Regions from separate parts of the Mus musculus genome. Here region 2 is linked to region 1. Evidence: chromatin loops called from intact Hi-C (ENCODE). Cell type or tissue: gastrocnemius. All regions are shown on one strand. Each heading gives the region's core, and the rest is flanking DNA. Links, peaks and the distances in the headings are about the cores only.

Region 1 (2,896 bases), core at 161-2,660:
TGCTTAGACTGTGACCAGCTCATAGCCTTTTGCCTACGCGTGTGATGAGTATGCGTGGATTCTGGGTGTGATGGACCATCTGACTGCTCAGGTCTCAGTAATACCACATGTGTGCATAAAGTGTCGGGCAACTCCCCCTTGTAACCCTTCCCCCAATAGCATCTTAACGGAAATGTGTGACCTTGGCTTGAGGTCAGCAGGTCAGCAATTAGGATTTGCTTTGGACAGATTAGAAAATGAGGCATAGTTAAACTTTGCTGGGCAGGGTCACAGCTAGGTGTAGCAGAGCCAGCTCCTGGCATCCTCTCCAGAGCCTCCTGAATTCAGATAGTTCAGGAGTTGAGCCACTCAGTAACTGGGACCTTGGGGATGCTATTGCACCCCGATTCTGAGGACTCTGTGAAATGACCTATGTGTTCGGGCCACCTTCATTCCAGGGTTTAAGGTTTGTGGTAGTCTCAAAACTCCATTCATATGTCAGATTTGTGCCCGCTTTATTTTGCTTCCACCGCTCTTTCCAGCGTTTTACTCTTCCTTTGTTTCTTGGAGACAGTGTGTAGACCAGGCTGGCCTGGAACTCATAGAGATACGCCTGCCTAATTCTACCTCTTTCCAAGTCAACTTTCTCCCTTTCTCTATTTCCACGACGAAAAGTCCTGGAAGGCAGTCTCCGGCATCAGCACTTCTCCCAGTCCCATTACTCTCTGAAGAAGGGATGCTGGTTATTATTGACCGCTTGGAGCTGGAGGAAGGGCCTGCTCCCCTCCACATAGCCCAGTGTGAATGTGGCACCTAAGAGCGCTGGGATCATCTATGTAAGGAATGCCTGCGTGCACGCACAGAGTGGGCGCCAAGGGCTCCAGCAGCCGGGATGCTTTAGGAGCTCAGCGCTCGGGAGGCAGTGAGTCCCGAGCCCTGGCTTCCCGATGCCTGGGTTCGAATCCCGCGACCCCGGGCAAGCACCTCGCTCGCTGCCTTTGTGTCTCTTTGAGTCCTACTCCTCCGCCCGGTGCGCTGCGGCAGGCAGGCCGGCGGGCGGTCGCGCGCGAGGTTTCGAGGAGGAGACACTCCTCGGCTCGCTCGGCCAGGCCGGGCCGGCCCACGCCGCTCCTCGGGGACCCGAGATGCTCCCCCAGGGGGGCTCGGAGGCCGCTCCGGGGAAGCCGCGGCCCTCTTCGGCCCGCGCCCGACGCGCGCCCGCGCCCAGGGCGGGGCGTCCACGCAGCCCCGGCGTCCCACGGCCGCCCGCACCTCTTTCTCTTCCCTCCCTGGCTCCGTCACCCCGCTCCGAGAGGGCCGCGCTCGCTCGGCTCAGCAGCGCCTCCCGCGAGCCACCACCGCCGCCGCCGCCGCCGCCGCCGCGGCCCCTCCCCCGCCCCCCGCGCGGCCGGCGCCCGTCACGTGACGCGCCGCAGCCAATGGCGGGCCGAGCCGCGGTCGGCGGCCGCCATTGCTGTCAGAGCGAGCGAGCCCGGGGAGGGAGGAGAAGCGCGGCCGACTGGGGAGGAGGGGGGGGGTGGGGAGGAAGAGGAAGGAGGGGACGGCGCTCGGCTGCCGGGGTCGCCCGCTGGCTTCGTCCGCACCCCCCCCTTCGCGGGCTCGCGCAGCGGCGGCGGCGGCGGCGGCGGCTCGGGGCGGCTGCGGGGCTCGCGTGCCTCCCGCGCCGGCGCGGCCGAGGGCGAGTCGCCCGCCGGCTTGGAGATAAACAAGGCGGCCGACGAGGCGGCGAGGCGGAGGCGGAGGCGGCGGCCCTGCGCGACAGAGGCGGGCGGCGTTGCCGGCCCGCGCCCCCCGCCGCCGCCGTCGTCGCCGTCGTCGCCACCGCCGCCCTCGGGCCTCCCGCGCGGGCCTCGCGCCCCTGGTGCCCGGGAGCCGCCGCCGCCGCCGCCCGGCCCGGCCCGCTCCGACATGCCCCGCTCTGGCGGCCGGGCTCGCGGAGGACCATGACCGCCGCGGCGAACTGGGTAGCGAACGGGGCGAGCCTGGAGGATTGTCACTCCAACCTCTTCTCGCTGGTGAGTGGCGGGGCGGGGGGGAGCCCGGGTTGGGGGGCGCGACCTCCCCGCCGCGCAACTTTCTCCTCCCGGAGCCCTGGCGGCGTCGGCGAGCGCGGCGCCCGGCGTGGACGTGCGTGGGGAAGTCGGGGCGCTGCGGACGCCGGGGCGCGCTCGGAGCGCCCACCTCCGTGGCAATCACACCCCCTCCCCTCCCCTTCCCCCCTTATTTTCTTTTTTTTTCTTTTTTCTCCTCCTTCCCCGAAATGTGGAAGGCTTTTCTGCCTTGTGCAGCCGCCGGCGCGGGTGAGCTGCAGGCTCGTCCTCTCTCTCTCTCTCTCTCCCGATCGGATCGGCTGCTCTCCCACTCGCCGGCGTCTGCCTTCTGATTTTTTCTTTCTCTCTTCCTCTGTTTCTCCGTTTTTTTCCCTTTTTTTTCCTTTTAATATTTCCACAATGACACCTGCGATTTCGCCCGAAAACAGTTGATGGAAGGCGATGGTGTCAGGGAAAAGGACTCTGGCAGCCGGAGCTCGCTCGCGCCGTTGTAAACACGGACAGCCGCCCGCCTCTCGGGGTTTACTACGCCGGAGAGCGGGAGAGCCATTGCTCGGAGCCCACGGAAGGTGGAGGAAGCTGCTGCTCCTCGCTCTCCTCCGCTGCCTTTAAAAACTGTTTTCTCTGCTTTAACAAGGAACACACACACACACACACACACACACACACGAGCAACAAGCTGGGCGGTTTGATAACATCGCTTTTATCTGCCTTCGCCTCTCCTCTCTCCCGCTCTCGCCTCTGATAATTGACAACTTTTGCTTTGGAAGTGCATCGCCTGCCTTAATCTCGAACCATTTAGGGTGTCAATTGTTCTTCTGGAAGCCTGGCACCGGGCGACGGCG
Region 2 (2,896 bases), core at 113-2,612, 190 kb before region 1:
AGCTTGTGCCTGCCAAGCCCTGCCCTCGACAGGTGTGTGGTCTGAGGGGAGGTGGGCACTGCAGGGGAGAAAGTGAAAGAAGCTGGCTTTGCTGGTGTGTAGAGGAGGAGGGATGACCTGGGATGTGACTTCATAACTATGCTGGAGCCTCGGTGTCCCTCTTGGCTCTGTGCCTCAGTGGGGTCCCTCACAACAGAGTGGGAGTAAGGGTCAGTTCCAACACAGTGACCCCCTCTGAGGCCAGCCTGGTTGGATATTCTTGCCATTCGCCATTCCCCAGAGGAGTGAGAAGCAGTATAAAACCCCTAGGAGGACATGAAGGTCTCAAGAGGAAACACAACTGTGTAAATACATTCATTTTTGCTAGTATTCACCCCCCCACACACACACACAAATTAATAACACACAAAGCAGAAAGAGAATATCGCTTTCACCAGGCGAAACCCATGTCTGGGTCACGGGGTAGTGGGTGGTGAAGCTATAGAGGCTTATCTGCTCACTCTAGAACCCTGCAGGCGGCAAGATGGCCTGCTACAGCACTTCCCCTTCCCACCTCTTGGCCCACTGACAGGCTTGGTGTGGCCAGACCAGGCAGGCATGGAGCTTCAGGGTAACTGGGAAGGCCCCTGAGAGCTTATTTCTTCCCTACAGACCCATGGAACAGAGAAAAGCATTTGAACTTGGGCCTTGTTGGGGGGGGTGTGTGGTCTGCTATGAAGACTATGAAAAAAAATGAACTGCATTCCCATCCCTTTTGGGAGAGAGAGAGAGAGAGAGAGAGAGAGAGAGAGAGAGAACTAGCTAGCTGTCAGGGCTAAAAGAGCCGGCCTGAGATACATCCACTCAGGGTTGTCAATAACTCGGTTTTACGGATGTGCAGATTCACGGAGCTATATTTTAGTGCCTCTACATCATTGATCGGACTATCATTTCAGCTCCATAGCTCATAGCTAGAAAGCAGCCTACAGACACCCCACATTATGACCCTGCCCTCCTCGTTCGGGACACCACATTCCATTAGGAGCAGCTTGATGGATGGGCCTGATGTTGTAATCTTGCTGAGCAATTACAGTGCCATCCTATTACTGGGAGACACCCCCACCACCGCCCTGACTCCTGTACATGCAAGGCTCTGAGTAGGAGAAAGATCTGGGGAGATCCAGTACAGGAGGGTAATGGATCAGCCTTCTGGGGTTACACTCAACTGTACCTCAAAAGCCCTTAGATGAACACAGGTCCTCTGCATAACCTAAAGTCAGCAAGCATGGCAGATTCATTACCTGCTCTGTGCGGGGAGGGAGGTGCTAGAGAGGGGGGAATGCAGAGACCTTGAGTTATATAATTCCTGTCTCCTGGAACTTCTGACTCTTAGAAAGGGAAATTGGTGGTAGAGCATAGCGAGATGGGGAGAGTGGAGCTGGTCATTTGATCAGCCATCGGCCACGTGGCAGCCTGTGCTTACTGCCATCTGACTCAAACTGAGATCAAGTGAACTTCCACAGACGTGGCCATTAGGGGGCCTTTTCTCCCTCGCCATGAGAGCTACCACTAACTCATCTGCTAAGGGTTGAACTGTGTCCCTCCCCTAAGGCACATGCTAAGTTCTAGTGCCCCAAACTAGTGAATATGGCCTTTGTAAATGTAGTTTAGTTAGGCCATATTTCTCTTTTCCTTTTCTTCTTCCTCTCCCTCTTTTTTTCCTCCTCCTTTTCCTCCTCCACTTCCTCCCCTCTTTCTTTTCTTCCTCTTCCAACCCTCTTCCTCTCCTCTTCCACTTCCTCCCCTCCCCTTCCTCTTCTTCCTTTTCCTCCTCCTTCTCTTATTCCTCTCCTCCTTTTCTTCCTCGCCCTCCTCTTCTTCCTCCTCTTCTTCCCCATCCTCTTCCTCCCCCTCCTCTTCTTCCCTTCTTTCTCCTCTTCCTTTCTTCCTTCTTTCTTTCCCTCCTCCTCCCCTTCCTCCTCTTCCCCCTCCTCTGCTTTCTCACCCTCTTCCTCCTTTTCTTTCTTGCTTCCCCCTCTTCCTCACCCTCCTCCTCTTCCTCACCCTCCTCCTCTTCCTCACCCTCCCTCTGCTCCTCTTCCTCACCCTCCTTTTCCCAATACTGGGAGTTGAACCTTAGTCTCCACATATGTCAGGCAAGCACCCTACTTGCCACTGTGGTCAGTGGACCTAGAGCCCCAGAAAACCTTTCTCTTCTTTTGAGACAGAGTCTCACTAAGTTGACCTTGAATTTCAAAGTCCAAGCAGGCCTTGAACCTGTGGTCCTCCTGCATCAGCTTCTGAGCAGCTAGGGTAAAAGGCCTGCCTAGCAAGTCTGATGCTTCCTTAAGGAGGTAGAGAGATTTGAGCATAGGCACACTCAAAGCACAGGGCCATGGGGGCGGGGCCCAGACACTGAGAGAACATGGGGACCGAGTGGGCATGCTGCAGCCACAAGCCAGGGAGCTGCCCAAGCCAAGCCTCCTCCCTGGAGACGCAGAAGGGAATGTGGTCCTGCTGCACCTGGATGTCAGAGTCCTGGTGGCTGGAACTGTGAGAGGAGACATTCCTATGGGTGCCAGCCACAGCTGGTGGGTGCTTGTTATACAGCCCTTGGAGATGGGCTCAGTGCCTTGTCTACTGCAGGAGTCCAGAGAGTCCAGAGAGTGGCTAAATGGGGGACATAGAGCTACACAGGCCACGTGATGGTGTCCATCTCCTCCTGAGGACTCTGGGGAGGTTGCCTAAGAGCAGGTCTACTTTGTCAACACACCATGGAATGTATACACGAATGCACACACACACACACACACACACACACACACACATGCATGCACGCGCACTTACTCACACTCGAGCACACACACTTGCTCACAGTCGCTCACACATGAACATGCAGAGCACGCACACACACGGA

The links. Peaks named below come from ENCODE experiments on the same cell type or tissue, not always from the same donor. Only the 100,000 strongest peaks of a DNase experiment are listed, where the experiment ranks them.
Region 2: a loop joins it to region 1, with 2.0 times the contacts of the local background. A loop is called at or near these places in 3 of 42 quality-filtered maps.

The regions. Positions count from the first base shown.
Region 1 is chr5:118,558,843-118,561,738 of GRCm38, forward strand. Med13l (mediator complex subunit 13-like) reads left to right here and starts at 1,877. Exons shown (of 31, transcript NM_172424.4): 1 at 1,877-2,015. The coding sequence starts at 1,944. In gastrocnemius, for the core only: CTCF peaks have their summits at 1,289 and 2,108; DNase peaks (open chromatin) are centred at 1,386, 1,956 and 2,551; H3K4me3 peaks cover 2,098 bases; H3K27ac peaks cover 2,215 bases.
Region 2 is chr5:118,364,347-118,367,242 of GRCm38, forward strand. No RefSeq gene overlaps it. Among named protein-coding and RNA genes, the nearest start is that of Gm46942, 5.9 kb to the left of the region's middle. In gastrocnemius, for the core only: a CTCF peak has its summit at 1,514; no DNase peak of the experiment used is centred there; H3K27ac peaks cover 579 bases.